Regions from separate parts of the Homo sapiens genome. Here region 2 is linked to region 1. Evidence: chromatin contacts called from ENCODE POLR2A ChIA-PET data. All regions are on one chromosome and are shown on one strand. The core of a region is the stretch at or near the end of the contact, and the rest is flanking DNA. Distances in the headings are between cores, read along the strand shown.

Region 1 (6,963 bases), core at 2,883-5,382:
TAATACGCATGCATATAATCTGTATGACAGTCTGTCCTTGACTCTCTTCCAATGATCCTGCCTCCACATCCCTTAGCCATTCACTGCCATGGTGGCATCCCACCCTAGGTTTAATCACTCCTCCATAGTCTCAATTTCATGGATCCCACTAAAATTACCACATTGTTGTGGTCACCCTGCAGAAGCCAGATGGGCTCCTCCACCTAAAATTTAATTTGGACGTTGAGACTGATGATGTTACACTTGCACCAAGAGGGTGTGAAAAGGTTTATTCACATACTGCAGCTTTCTGGGGAGAGCAGGGCAGGCTCCCAAACTGGTTCAAAAATGGCTTAAGGGAGCAAAGAAAGGAGACTATCTTAGGATGTCATGGTGGTTAAGGGGTAGGACCACGGTGAGGGCTCTCTCACATGGGCTGGGTCTTGCACGGTTTGAACTTCCTGCTGGCATCAAAGGCATCTAGGCTTTCTTATGTTTGCACAGAGGAAACAGGAGTGGCAGGGCTTCAAAGCTGTCAGCACATATAAAAAATGGAGTCAGACTTGCAATATAGATATATATTTAGAGACAGTGTCTCACTCTGTTGCCCAGGTTGGAATATATGGAACGATCATGGCTTGTTGCAACCTCCACCTCCTGGTCTCAAGGGATCCTCCTGCTTCAGCCTCCGGAGTAGCTGGGACTACAGGTGCACATCACACTAAAGAGTTTTGTGACAGTTTTTTGGGGTTTTTAGCCATGCTTGGCTAATTTTTAAATTTTCTATAGGAATGGGATCTCACTATGTTGCTCAGGCTGGTCTTGCGCTCCTAGCCTCAAATGATCCTCCCGTCCCAGCCTCCCAAAGTACTGGGTTTACAGACATGTGACACTATGCCCAGCCTCAGACTATTACATACCTCCTATCTTTCCAGATCATTCTCTCTTTTCCCTAGACTCCTACAACCCCTCAACCCCAGAAGGACTTGCAATTCATTGATCCTACCACCTTTTCACTGTCCTTAAACTCTCCATATCCACTCTTCCCTCCTTAATCATCTTAAGTTCCATGGTGAATCATAATCATGCCCTTGCTTATATCCTCAACTTCCTTGTTCTCCTCTCCTTGCTCTTGTTCCTTTAGTAAAATGTGATTAAACAGAATTTCAGCCTACTCTGGACCTGCTTCCTAGGAGCTAATTATTGCTGGAGAAAGAAGCACACTCATACTAACTTGTCTCACTTAAATTCATGACCATAAACTGAAGTGGGCCCTACATGACACTCAACAAGCACACAATTATTCTCTGGTCCATTGTCTTCTCATTCTCCTAGATGACATTTCACACCTTCTCTTCCCTTTTCACATAATCTTTCCCATCTCCTCCCAGCTGATAGCATTTCTTTCTACATCTCTAAGAAAATTGAAGCAATCAGAAGAGAACTTCCAAAGATTCCTATTTACCATGCCTACCCACCTGCCTGCCTGTTTCCATAGATCAACAGTCTGTACTCGTCTACAAATGATCCTTCCACTTGTGTGTTAGTTTTCAAACGCTTTTTCCCTCTCAAGGACACCACTCCAGCACTTCTCACTTCTTGTTTCTACATGAATTTTCCCTTTTCTTCCGGATCATTCCCATTAAAAACAAGTATTTCTCCCCCTACCACCTTCTTTCTCTCTTTTTTTTTTTTTTTAAAGAAACAGGGTCTCACTCTGTCACCCAGGATGGAGTGCACTGATGCGATCATAGCTCACTACAGCCTTGACCTCCTGTGCTTGGCCTCTCCCCATTTTTTTTCAATCTTCTTTTGACTCTGCTTCTACTGTCCCAGATTTGGGCTCCCCTTTGTAAGAGAACTTCTCAAAAGAATTGTTTGTATTAGCCACCTCCAGTTTCTCTCCTCTCATTTTTTTCTTAAAACCACTCCAATCAAGTTTTTCCTCTATTGCTCCACTGAAGGGTTATCAATGGCCTCCATGTCACTAAATCCAACAGTCAATTCTCAGTGCTCACTCGCAGAGGAGCACTCCCTCTTCCTAGATCCACAAGCTTCACTCGGCTTCAGGGCACCTCACTCGGGTCTCCCACTTCACTGGCTGCTCCCTTTCAGTCTCCTTGGCTGGCTCACCCACTACCCTGTCTTAAAGCTGCATTGGTCCCCAGAGCTCCATCCTCAGTCGTCTTTTATTTACACTCACTTCCTTGGTGATCTTAGGCAGTCTCATGGCTTTAAACGCCATCTAAATGCTGATATCTCTCATATACCTCTAGCTTGGACCACGCTCCTTAATCCTAGACTCATTCATACATACAACTGCCTAATCAAGATCTCCACTTCAATTTCTAATAGATACCTTAAAATGGAACTTCTCCAAAACTGAACTCCTCTTTTGCCTCAAACTTCCTCTATTTGTAGTCTTCCCCATCTCCCTTGGTGTTTTCCCCATAACCTTTATTAGCATTCTTATCCAATTTGATTTTATTGATTACATTTATTATTTATTGCCCCTCTCTCTCACATCCACAAGCGCAAGGATTTTTGTCTGTTTTGTTTATGTAACCGAAACAACTTGAATGGTGCCTGGGTACTCATAAATCTTTATTAAATGAATGAATGAAACCACTAGGATTCATCCTTATCTTACTCAGAAATTACTGTCTCTTGACCCAAACAAAATCAATGAAAAATTGGTTTATCTGCAAGCAATAAAATAAGACCAAGTAGCTGTAGTTCCAGCTACATGGGAGGATGGCTTCAGCCCAGGAGTTTGAGTCCAGCCTAGGCAACATGGTAAGACCCCTCTCAAAAACAGAAAGAACAACCACCACAACAAAAATCACCTAGGTTTAAAACCTGTGTCTGTGTGTGGGTTGAGGGAAGGGGCAGACATGAAGGTATCTCTTCAGAACAAGGCACCTGAACAAGGCTTATGCAAAAACCAAGTGAGAATGAGTAATGGTTTGCTTCTGGGGAAACCCCTTCTCAGAGCAACAGGCCGGAATGAGCTCTAACGGGCCACCTAAACTTTGTTAGCATCACGCTTAAACGTGGTAGGTGGGGTAAAAAGCAGCCAAAAAAAAAAAAAAAAAAAAAAAAGCTGCTTCTTCCATTACAAGTCACTTGGATCAACAGCTGTTCTCCCACTAGGGTGGCTCTTTTTTCCCTTATTTGGAACTCATTGTCAAAAGAAAGACACCACACCCTGTGTTATGTAGCCTTAACCAAGCAGCAGGCCACGTCCCAGGCTCCCTGCCTTCAGGACTGTATTTAATTCGGTGTTTTTGTTTTTGTTTTCTTTTGAAATCAGTGTTCCTGGACGGGGCCAGGAAAACTCTGAAGCTGTCTTAAAAACAATATAAACCAAAAAAGTCGGAATTTTTTAAAAGTACATTTTTAAAAAAAGTTGTAGGCCGTTAGAGGCGAACTGGAGCGTGGTAAGGGGGGCACCGAGTTCAGCAGTGGGGCGCCCTGTCCGCGTTCGAAGCTGAGCCCAGTCCTGGGGGGATGCCCCGGTCTGCGTCTCCAGCTGCGGCAGACACCCCCTTCCCCCGACCGCCACCAAGGGCGAGGGAGGACGAGCCAGTCCCCAGGGAAGGAGCCCCAAGCTTCCCTTGAATTTCCAAACAACCCGTCCAGACACGTCCTGACTCCAGGAGAAGAGTCCATGGGGAGCGTCGGTGCTGCCGGGGCGGGTGGCGGGACGCGCAGCTGGGCGCAGCGCGGGGAGCCGGAAGCCGGAGCAGACTGCGAGGCCAGCGCGGTCCGGGGGTCGCCGCATCAGCCAGCGAGAAGCACGCCCCAATCCGCGCCGAGCGTGCGACACCCCCGCTGCCGCGGCGCCCCCTCCCGCCTCCGCGCGCCTCCCCTTTAAGCTCCAGGCGCAGTCGATTTGTGTCGGCGGAGGCGAGGTGCGACTCCCCTTTATGGCGGAGTCGGCAGCAGCCTCTCTGACAGCCGCGGCGGCCGGCGGGCGAACAGGGCAGGAGGCTGGGCCTCTGGCCTCTCGCCGCCTTCACTGCAGCCGGGCCGAGGGGAGCGCGGCGCGCGCCGCGGCGGGGGCGGGGGAGTGGGCGGGCCCGGCCGGGCAGGGGGCGGGGAGGCGGGGGGAGGCGGGGAGCCCGGCCGCCAGCGCTCGGGTCCGCCTCTGACTGCAGCGCGGCGGGGCGATGTGTGATTACCATGGCGAGGAGTCTCTGTCCGGGGGCCTGGCTAAGGAAACCCTATTACCTCCAGGTAGGCCGGCGGCCGCCCAGCCACCAGCTGCGGGAGCACCCGGCCGTGTGCCCTGCCGCGCCGCGCAGGACTCGCCCGCTCCCCTCCTCCCTCCCTGGGTCTGTGCCCGCCCGAACCCCGCTGCCCCCTGCCGTCCGGCACCTGGCGGCGCGCCCTCCCCAGCCCCCTCAGCGGCTCTGCCGACGCCCCCCACCGCGGCCCTCGCGGCTCCCGCGCCGCGGCCAGCCGGGCTCCAGGGCCCGAGTCGTCCCGCCCGGGTACGCCCTCGCATCCTGAGAGCCCCGAGACGTGACCTGGGTACGACCCCGCGCTCCGGGCATTGCCCGCAGCCCTGCGCCGCTCCAGGCGGAGCTCGACGGGCCGCCTTCTCCCTGGTGTTTTCGGGGCTTTCCCCCCTCCCCCGTGGGCCCCCGCAGGTCGGTTGCCCTTGACTCAGTGTCTTGGGTCTTAAGTCGGTGGTAGGAAAGGTGGTGTAGCATTCCTCCGTGTCTTAGAAAATTATGACAATTTGTCACACCAGTGTTTCCCCAGGCTCCAAAAAGCAGCGTGTGCCTCGTGCCGAGCCCCTTGGTTGGGTCGTTCCATCACACCCAAGATTTAAATGGGAGGTGGAGACCGATAAGCCTGAACCAGGCGGATGGGTGTTTGCTTTTTAAAGGAAAGGGGCTAGTGGCTGGTCTGTGGATCCCAAATACCCTAGTAATGCAAACGTAATTCTCAGTCATGTCGTGTGTACGGTTCGCGTGTTAATTTTTCATGATTTCCCGTTCCACCCTCTGTTCCGCTGCCAGTCTGTGCCTTGGAACCCTACTACTGCCTAAGTGTACTGTTTGGTCACCAGGGGGACCTAGTAGACACCGCGAGTAGCTGAGCGCAAATCCATCACTCCGATGGAAAAACAACTACAAATCAATGCCTTGCGTGGGTCAGCAGTGTTAGCCAACGCTGCATTCAGAGGACAGTATTCCTTTACCGCTTACATTAAAAGGCCAAGAGGTAGATGATTTGGGGTCAGCTGGTGCTTTTATAAATTATGAAAAAAGTTGAGAAGGTAACCATCATGAGGCAAGTAAATCTTACATTTTTGTTTGAAAATTGTATGTGTAAGTCATTACCCTGAAATGAGTGACGTATTGCAAATTGGAAGCATGATTTGACAACCCATGATATTAAGCGTGTACGAATAAAACTGAGTCTTTGTAGCAAGCACCACCAATAGTAATTGTGCACTTGAGTAACACTGTCACAACCCCTTCTAGAATTCAACCCAGGCCAGGTACCTCTGTGTAATCTTTTATGTGAGTTTAAAAAAAAGCTTACCGGCCAGGCGCGATGGCTCACACGTGTAATCCCGGCACTTGGGAGGCCGAGGCGGGCTGATTCCTTGAGCTCTGGAGTTTGAGACCAGCCTGGGCAACATTGTGAAACCCCGCCTCTACTAAAAATACAAAAAAAAAAAAAAAAAAAAAAAAGTTGGTTGGGTGCCTGTGGTCCCAGCTACTCCGGGAGGCTGAAGTGGGAGTATGGCTTGAGCCCCGGAGCGGAGATTGCAGTGAGCTGAGATCACGCCACTGCACTCCAGCCTGGGCAACAGAGTGAGACCTTGCCTCTTAAAAACAAAAACAAAAACAAAAAAACGGCCAGGCGCAGTGGCTCATGCACTTTGGGAGGCCGAGGCGGGCGGATCACGAGGTCAGGAGATCGAGACCATCCTGGCTAACACGGTGAAACCCCGTCTCTACTAAAAATACAAAATATTAGCCGGGCGTGGTGGCGGGCGCCTGTAGTCCCAGCTACTCGGGAGGCTGAGGCAGGAGAATGGCGTGAACTTGGGAGGCAGAGCTTGTGGTGAGCCGTGATCGTGCCACTGCATTCCAGCCTGGGCGACAGAGTGCGACTCCGTCTCAAAAAAAAAAAAAAAAAAAAAGTGTTTTACTGTGGAAATTTGTATACCTTCAGAAAACAGAAAACAATAATGAACTGTCATATGCCCATCAGCCACCCTCATCAGTATTTTATTTCATTTCACCTCCCCCACTCCCTCTTCCAACCAAACTTATTTATTTATTTATTCATTTATTTATTTATTTAGAGACGGGTCTCCTTCTGTTGCCCAGGCTGGAGTGCAGTGGTGCCATCTGGGCTCACTGCAGCCTGGACTTTCCAGGCTCAGGTAATCCTTTCACCTCAGCCTCCTGAGAAGCTGGGACTACAGGCGCACACCACCATGCCCAGCTAATTTTTTTAATTTTTGTAGACACGGAGTTTCGCCGTGTTGCCCAGGCTAGTCTCAAACTCCTGGGCTCAAGCAGTCCTCCTGCCTTGACCTCCCAAAGTGATGGGATTACAGGCATGAGCCATCAAGCCTGGCTGAACCAAAGTATTTTAAAGTAAACCTCAGGCATCACATCATTTCATCTCAGTACCTCAATATACATTTCTAATAGATAAAGATATTTTCAGACATAATCATAATACCATTATCATGCCTAACAAAGTTAATAACAATTTATTTTTCCCACCCCTTTCTAGATATGCATCAACCTGAGATTACTAACTAAATTTGATTTGCCATGGAGTGAGTTTACTGTGATTTGGATGGGTCTCTCTGCAAAAAGCAAAACAAAAAACCCTCCTCTTATCAGCTCATTCATGCCACAAATTCTTATGAGGGAAACTAGTTTGATTTCATGTTTTGAAAGAATGTCTTAGAATACAGATGTCTGGTTTAAGTAACTTTTCCTG
Region 2 (6,963 bases), core at 2,852-5,351, about 16 Mb before region 1:
ACAGTTAACAACCCTGAGAAGTTAGAGGTTAACTTGTAGAATATTGATAAGGTGAGAACGTTTTTGTTTCTTGCTTGGTAGAGAAGATGCTCCAAATGTGCTCTTATTGCTCCATAGGTGGTTATTCAGTTATGTACATAATTCAGTGTTATCAGTCAGCTTGGGTAGCTGTAACAAAATACCACAGACTGGATGGCTTAAACAACAAAAAATTATTTTCTTACAGTTCTGGAGGCCGGAAGTCTGAGATCACGGAGCTGGACTTTTATACATCCACACCGGTCAGTCATTAGCAAAGCACTACCTAGGAAAATGTAAATTTTCAGGCACTTCCCACTCTCTGTGCACATGGACAGAGCTGCTGTCTTCAGTCAGTTTAAATGGCTCACCGGGCCTGGAGGATTCACTTCCAACATGGCTCACTCACATGGCTGGCAAGACAAGGTGGTGCTGGCTGACAGCCTGGGATAGCGGGTGAGGGGGGATTGAGTTTTCTCCATGTGGGCCTCTCCGTGGGGCCCCTTAGTCTTCTTCGCAGATTGTCATTTGGGTTCCAAGAGTGGATGCGTTAAAAAACAGGAAGTAGAAGCTGCCAGTTTCTTAAGTCCTAGGCCCAAAAACTGGCAGAGGTATTCTATTCATTGGTGAAATCACAAAACCCATATAGATTCAAAAGGAAAAGAAATAGACCCCGTTTCTCTCAATAGGTGAGAAGGAATTCGTACATCTTAATCTGTTACAATCTTCCTTCTAGACACAAACTATTTACATTCCTCTTACATGGAATATACAATCACCCTCTTCTCAAGACCTCCAAATATTCCATCCTGTTAAGCATCAGGCTCAAACTGGCATCCAGAATAACTTAAAAAATTTTGTCAGGCGCGATGGCTCACGCCTGGAATCCCAGCACTTTGGGAGGCTGAGGCGGGCAGATCACTTGCGGTCAGGAGTTCGAGACCAGCCTGGCCAACATAGTGAAACCCTGTCTCTACTAAAAATACAAAAATTAGCTGGGCATGGTGGTGCGTGACTGTAATCCCAGCTGCTCATGAGGCTGAGGCAGGAGAATCGCTTGAACCTGGGAAGTGGAGGTTGCAGTGAGCCGAGATCACGCCACTGCACTCCAGCCTGGGTGACAGAACCAGACTCCGTTTTAAAATATTAAAAAATATTTTAAATTTTGAAATTAATTTTTTGTTAGACAGGGTCTCACTCTGTTGCCCAGGGAGTGCAGTGACATGATCACAGCTCACTGCAGCCTCAAACTCCCAGGCTCAAGCGATCCTCCTGCCTCAGCCTCCTGAGTACCTAGGAGTACAGGTGCCCGCCAGCATGGCCAGATAATGTTTTTTTTCTTTGTAGAGACAGGTCTCGCTATGTTGCCCAGGCTGGTTTTGAACTCCTAGCCTCAAGCCATCCTCCTGCCTCAGCCTCCCAAACTGCTGGGATTACAGTCATGAGCCACCTCACTCAGCCCAGGATAACTCTTGATTACCTATTGTGTGCCAGACACCTACACCTGCTGGACTGTAAAAGCTATGAAAGGATCTTTATCTGTCTTTTAAATTCAAACAAGTACTTGATCCATAATAAATACTCTATACACATTTACCAAATAAGTAATCATTTCTCATTTTTTAACTTAAAAAAACCCCCTAACACTCAGAGAGGATGCAACTTCCAAAGGTTATGCAGTAATAGTAAAATCTGGATTTAAGGCCTATTTGACTTAAAATCCACTCTAAAAGACGTTACATGGTCTATAACTCAGTAGGACTTACCTTGTGTACGAAGGAAAGATGAGTTATAATGACAAAATGAGATGACAAGGCTAAGCTATTAGCTGTGGGAAGGAACAGATGGTAGATGACAGCTTGAAGAAGTCAAAATTTGGTGATTGTCCAAGTGTGGGAAGGACAAAAATGGACAGAGCCAAGGATGATTTTTCAGACTCTAATAAGAGTAGGAGGCCAGGAGAATGATGAAATAGGCAAATTTGGAGAGGGAATGGACATGAGGAGCTCAAGTTCATAAATGGGCTAACCAGCAGGGGAGGCAAAAACCCTAGATCCAGGAATGCTGTATAGATGATAGCTTTTATGTTTTCCTTAAAATTTTTGAAACTGTGGTAAATATACATAAAACCACTTTAACAATTTTTAAGTTCAGTGGCATTCAGTGCAACCATCCTATCTACAAAACTTTTCCATCACCCATTAAACAACTCTCAATTCCCTCCTCCTCTCAGCCCGTAGCAACCACCATTCTACTTTGTCTCTATGAATTTGGCTACTCTAGGTACCTGATATAAATTGAATCATGCAGTATTTGTCCTTCCGTGACTGATTATATATCACTCAGCATATCATCATCAAGATTCATCCATGTGGCAGCAAATGTCAGAATTTCACTCCTTTTAAAGGTTGATTTTCCTGAAACTCTGATTGGAAAAATAAAGGCTGAATATTCCATTGTATGTATATCACATTTTGTTTATTCATCCTTTAATGGACATTTGGGTTGTTTCCACATTTTGGCTACTGTGAATAATGCTGTTACGAACTTTGGTGTACAAATACCTGTTTGAATTCCTGCTTTGAGTATATACCCAGAAGTGAATTTATTATTTAAACATTCTATTTTAAATTACATCCTGTAGTAAGGTGTACACTCCTTTAATGAAGTCTGCTAAAACTAGTTTCCCCAAGTCAACAGGAACCTCTCAAACTGTAATGTGAAATTATCACTGAGTGTTTTTTCTTTTTAGACATGGTCTGGTTCTGTCGCCCAGACTGGAGTGCAGTGGTGCAATCATAGCTCACTGCAGGCTCAGATTCCTGGGGTCAAGTGATCCTCCGGCCTCAGCCTCCCAAACAGTTGGGACCACAGGCAGGCACCACCATGCCCAGCTAATTTCTTTTTTTTTTTGGTAGAGACGGGGTCTCACACTCCGGGGCTCAAGTGATCCCCCAAAGTGCTGGGATTACAGGCGGAAGCCACGGTGCCGGGCCTTATGATTGAATTTTTGAAGCTTATTGTTAGTTATGTACTTCTTTACCTATGACACTAGACTCCCCAAAATGCCAAAAACAAGATTGGTGTAATTTATCATTGTGGTACCCTTAAGCTGTCAGCATAGTGCTTTGCATACAGCAGGCGTTAAATGTTTGAAAATACAGTTCCAATATATCATTTGTGGCATATTAATAGGCTATTAATTCAGTAGCAAAAACACCAGCTTTTGCATCTTTCAAAATATAAGTCAATCTTTTTTCCCTAAAGAAGGCAGCTTCGTCCCTCCCCTCACCCCCCTAATACTCTTCCATCATATACAGGAAAGAAAGTACTTATATATATTAAGTGGAGTCTCCAGAGGGAAGGATGGCAGGATACAATAACTTTTCCAAGAGATCAACAGTTCTATCCACAACACTCGGGGAAAACTATTTCGGGGGTCGGGTGGCGGTGGAGAGGGGGCGTTGGGAGCGGAAAGAACGTTTTTCTGAACGCAGGTGTCACTGGGCCAACTTCACCCAGCCTACATTCCTTTAAGGCCCCCGTGGACTGCTCTGGGATGAAAGCGGAGGCTGACTGGGACTCCAGCCGCCGGCCGCCTCGCGTGGAGCCTTGCTGCTCCTCTTGCCGCCTTCCGCTGGCCAGGACCGTTTTTAGGCCTTTGCCACGCCTCGGGAGCGCCACGAACTCAACAGCCGCCCAAGCCGCCTTCCGGCTCGCGGTCTGCGGACGCGCTCGGAGTTGGGGGCCTTCGCCAACAGCTGCCGTACCGTGCCGCGTCGCAGCCGCACGCTAGCGGGGTCAACGGCGCGGCAGGCGCAGGGGTCCTCGCCAAGGTTCGGAAGAGGACCTTGAAAATGGCTTCTGGGCATGCGCCACAGCGGCCGTTACGAGACGCAAAACCGACGCCTTGGAACTGAGAGCCTAGAGGGACGGAGCTCGGCGCACCATGAGGCTCCCGGGGCCCAAGGCCGACCGTGAGAGCGCACGAGGTTGGCGAGCCCCGCGGGGAGGCCGAGGCGCGGGTGCGGGCGCCGGCGTAGCCGCGGCGGTAGCGTCACGCAGCGAGGCCGTGCGTGCGCGGGCGTCAGGGCGGCGCTGAGTTGAGGACGCTGGCGGCTCCGCGACGAGCTTTGTTTTTTCGGTTGGGCATGCTGCTTACCGCAGGATGATGGAAGCGACGGCCCGTACAAAGACAGAAGCGTTGGTTTCAGTGAGCAGGGTTTCTTTTTCTTTTTCTTTTTTTTTTTTTGAGACGGAGTCTCGCTCTGTCGCCCAGGCTGGAGTGCAGTGGCGGGATCTCGGCTCACTGCAAGCTCCGCCTCCCGGGTTCATGCCATTCTCCTGCCTCAGCCTCCCAAGTAGCTGGGACTACAGGCGCCCGCCACTACGCCCGGCTAATTTTTTGTATTTTTAGTAGAGACGGGGTTTCACCGTTTTAGCCGGGATGGTCTCGATCTCCTGACCTCGTGATCCGCCCGCCTCGGCCTCCCAAAGTGCTGGGATTACAGGCGTGAGCCACCGCGCCCGGCCAGGGTTTCTTAATACAAGTTGGTGACTAACATGTTGCCTAGATTCCAGATTAAAGTCTAGTTGTTGGAGACACATGTGCAATAGAGAACTAAAATTTAAATTCAAGTTCGTGAGTGAATTGAATAGATGTTGGAGCATCTCTAGTTTATCAAGGACACTTTTTTTCCCCCTCGAAATTTCATTTTGACGATGTGTGGAAAAATTTTTGAAAAAATTTGAAGTTGAGGGTCTTAGCAATGAAATGGGCAGAACTCCTAAGATTGCTCCGTTTGTATCTAGTTGAACTATTCATGATAGTAAAGGGAAAGGATGGCTGTTTTCGCTCTTAGTAGGGTTTGACGTAGTGAAAAGTTACGCTTTCTGAGCCTGTTTGCGAATGTCTGAAAAAATACTGGATACATTCTGTGGATTAAATGGTAGTCCACATTTAATCCACAGATTGGCTATTGTGAATAATGCTATGAACTTCGGTGTATAAATATCTGTTCGAGTCCTGCTTTCGTGTTTTTTTTTTTTTTTTTGAGTACTCAGAGGTGAATTCATTATTTACTTTTAAGCGTTCTATTTAAATTATATACTGTAGTAAGGAGTAAGAAAGAGGCTTTCGTTCTTCCCTTCTGAACTAGGCAGCTATTTCTTTCAGGTATCGCTTTACAAAAACGGTTTTGTATTTATTACAGCTGAGTCAGTGCTGATTCTCTCAAATAGAGCTTGAAGGATAAATCTTCATTTTTGTTTCAACAAAACTTCGAAACAAAATGGAAGAAAATAATCTACAGGTAATGCCACCCTTCTTAGCTGCGTCTTTGACTCTTAAGAATTATCACCTGGATGTATTGTGAGATAATTGCAAACAAAATTGATCACATTTAGGTCCTAGCATTTCCCGGGGTGTTGGTTGAGGTAAACAAGGGTATACATAGATGAAAGAGTCACATTTGGTGTATGTAAGTAAAATAAATGTTTTTACTTTTATCACTAGGTGTTAAAGTAGCAAAATCTATTTTAAAAACACTCTAAGTAGTGTTCCCCAATGTGGTTGTGTATATGGATCACCTGGGGATTTTGTTAAGTTGCAGATTCTGTTTAAGGAGGTCTAGGGTGAGGCCCAAGCTTTTGTGTTTCTAAAGTTTCTAGGTGAAGATGCCACTGGTTTGGAAACCACATTGGGAGTACCTAGGGTGTAGCTCCCTGCTGTCCAGTAGCTACACATGGCAAGTGGGCACTTGAAATGTGGCTAGTGGAATTGAGGAACCGAACTTTAATTTTTTTTTTTTTTAAGACAGGGTCTTGCTCTGTTGCCCAGGCTGGAATGCACTTGCCCAGTCACGGTTAACTGCAACGCTGACCACCTGGGCTCATAACTTCATTTTTAATTTTAAGTTTAAAATTGGATATTTGATTACATTATTGGAAAAAAGTATGTTTGGAATAACTTGGGTATGTGCATGTATATTTTAAATGTAAAGTTTTTAAATCCAATACAGACAAGTATTTCTGATGAAGGTTTTGGAACTGAGACGCAGAAGTACAAAATATGTAGCACACTGGATTTTGAAGACTTAATGTGAAAAACAAGAATCTAAAATCTCTTATATTGATTTTATGTAAAAATTATATTTTCGATATATTGGTTTAAATATTCTAATTCCGATTATAATTCCAATTCTTGGGCTACAAGAAAGTTGCCTACTTGTATTTTATCTATTGGACAGTGCTACATCAGATATCAAATACCCTTTGGACTACTTTTATAATACTGCTGTATAGGAATAGTAACAGCTATTACAGATTAATCTTATAAATTCTGTTTTTTCTTGGGGTCATGTTAAAGAAAAAATTAGTCTGACTTTATTGAGGACTGTTGCAATAAGAACATTGCAAAGATGAAGAATTTGACCAGATAGGGTGATCAGATATCAGGGGTAGAAGATTCTGTCTAAACTGACTTAGAAGTATTCTTATTAAAACTGGGCTAGGCAGCCCAAAGATAGGATTGGGGCCAGGGTTTGAGGTCTATTCAAGAAGATGGCTCAGAGGAACCTGACTGAAGTTTGGTCAGTGAGAGAGTCTTTTGCTGGTGTGTTGGAATGTTCCTACAGATGCCCAACTACTCAGGAGGCCGAGGCCAGAGGATTGCTTGAGCCCAGGAATTTTAAACCAGCCTGGGCGACATAGTGAGATCCTCTCTCTCTCTTAAAAAGAGTGTTGGCTGGGTGTGGTGGCTTACACCTGTAATCCCAGCACTTTGGGAGGCCAAGGCGGGTGGATCACGAGGTCAGGAGTTCAAGAAGAGCCTGGCCAACATGGTGAAACCCGTCACTACTAAATACAAAAATTAGCCAGGCATGGTGGCGCATGCCTGTAATGTAATCCCAGCTACTCGGGAGGCTGAGGCAGGAGAATTGCTTG

Evidence for each region. ChIA-PET counts read pairs that join two places held with the same protein, here RNA polymerase II (POLR2A).
Region 2: POLR2A ChIA-PET joins it to region 1 with 18 read pairs in activated CD4-positive, alpha-beta T cell. The contact joins the promoter of HENMT1 here to the promoter of DIPK1A in region 1. POLR2A ChIA-PET finds 5 or more read pairs at or near these places in 2 of 52 experiments (B cell and activated CD4-positive, alpha-beta T cell).

The regions. Positions count from the first base shown.
Region 1 is chr1:92,958,631-92,965,593 of GRCh38, reverse strand. DIPK1A (divergent protein kinase domain 1A) reads left to right here and starts at 4,132. Exons shown (of 5, transcript NM_001006605.5): 1 at 4,132-4,218. The coding sequence starts at 4,165. RefSeq lists silencers at 3,772-3,851, 4,012-4,571.
Region 2 is chr1:108,658,231-108,665,193 of GRCh38, reverse strand. It overlaps HENMT1 (HEN methyltransferase 1), which reads left to right and starts at 4,101. Exons shown (of 8, transcript NM_001102592.2): 1 at 4,101-4,231; 2 at 5,232-5,330. The coding sequence starts at 5,310. It overlaps LOC105378890 (a long non-coding RNA gene), which reads right to left and starts at 927. Exons shown (of 2, transcript XR_947679.3): 1 at 225-927. RefSeq lists enhancers at 3,204-3,792, 3,793-4,382 and a silencer at 3,968-4,137.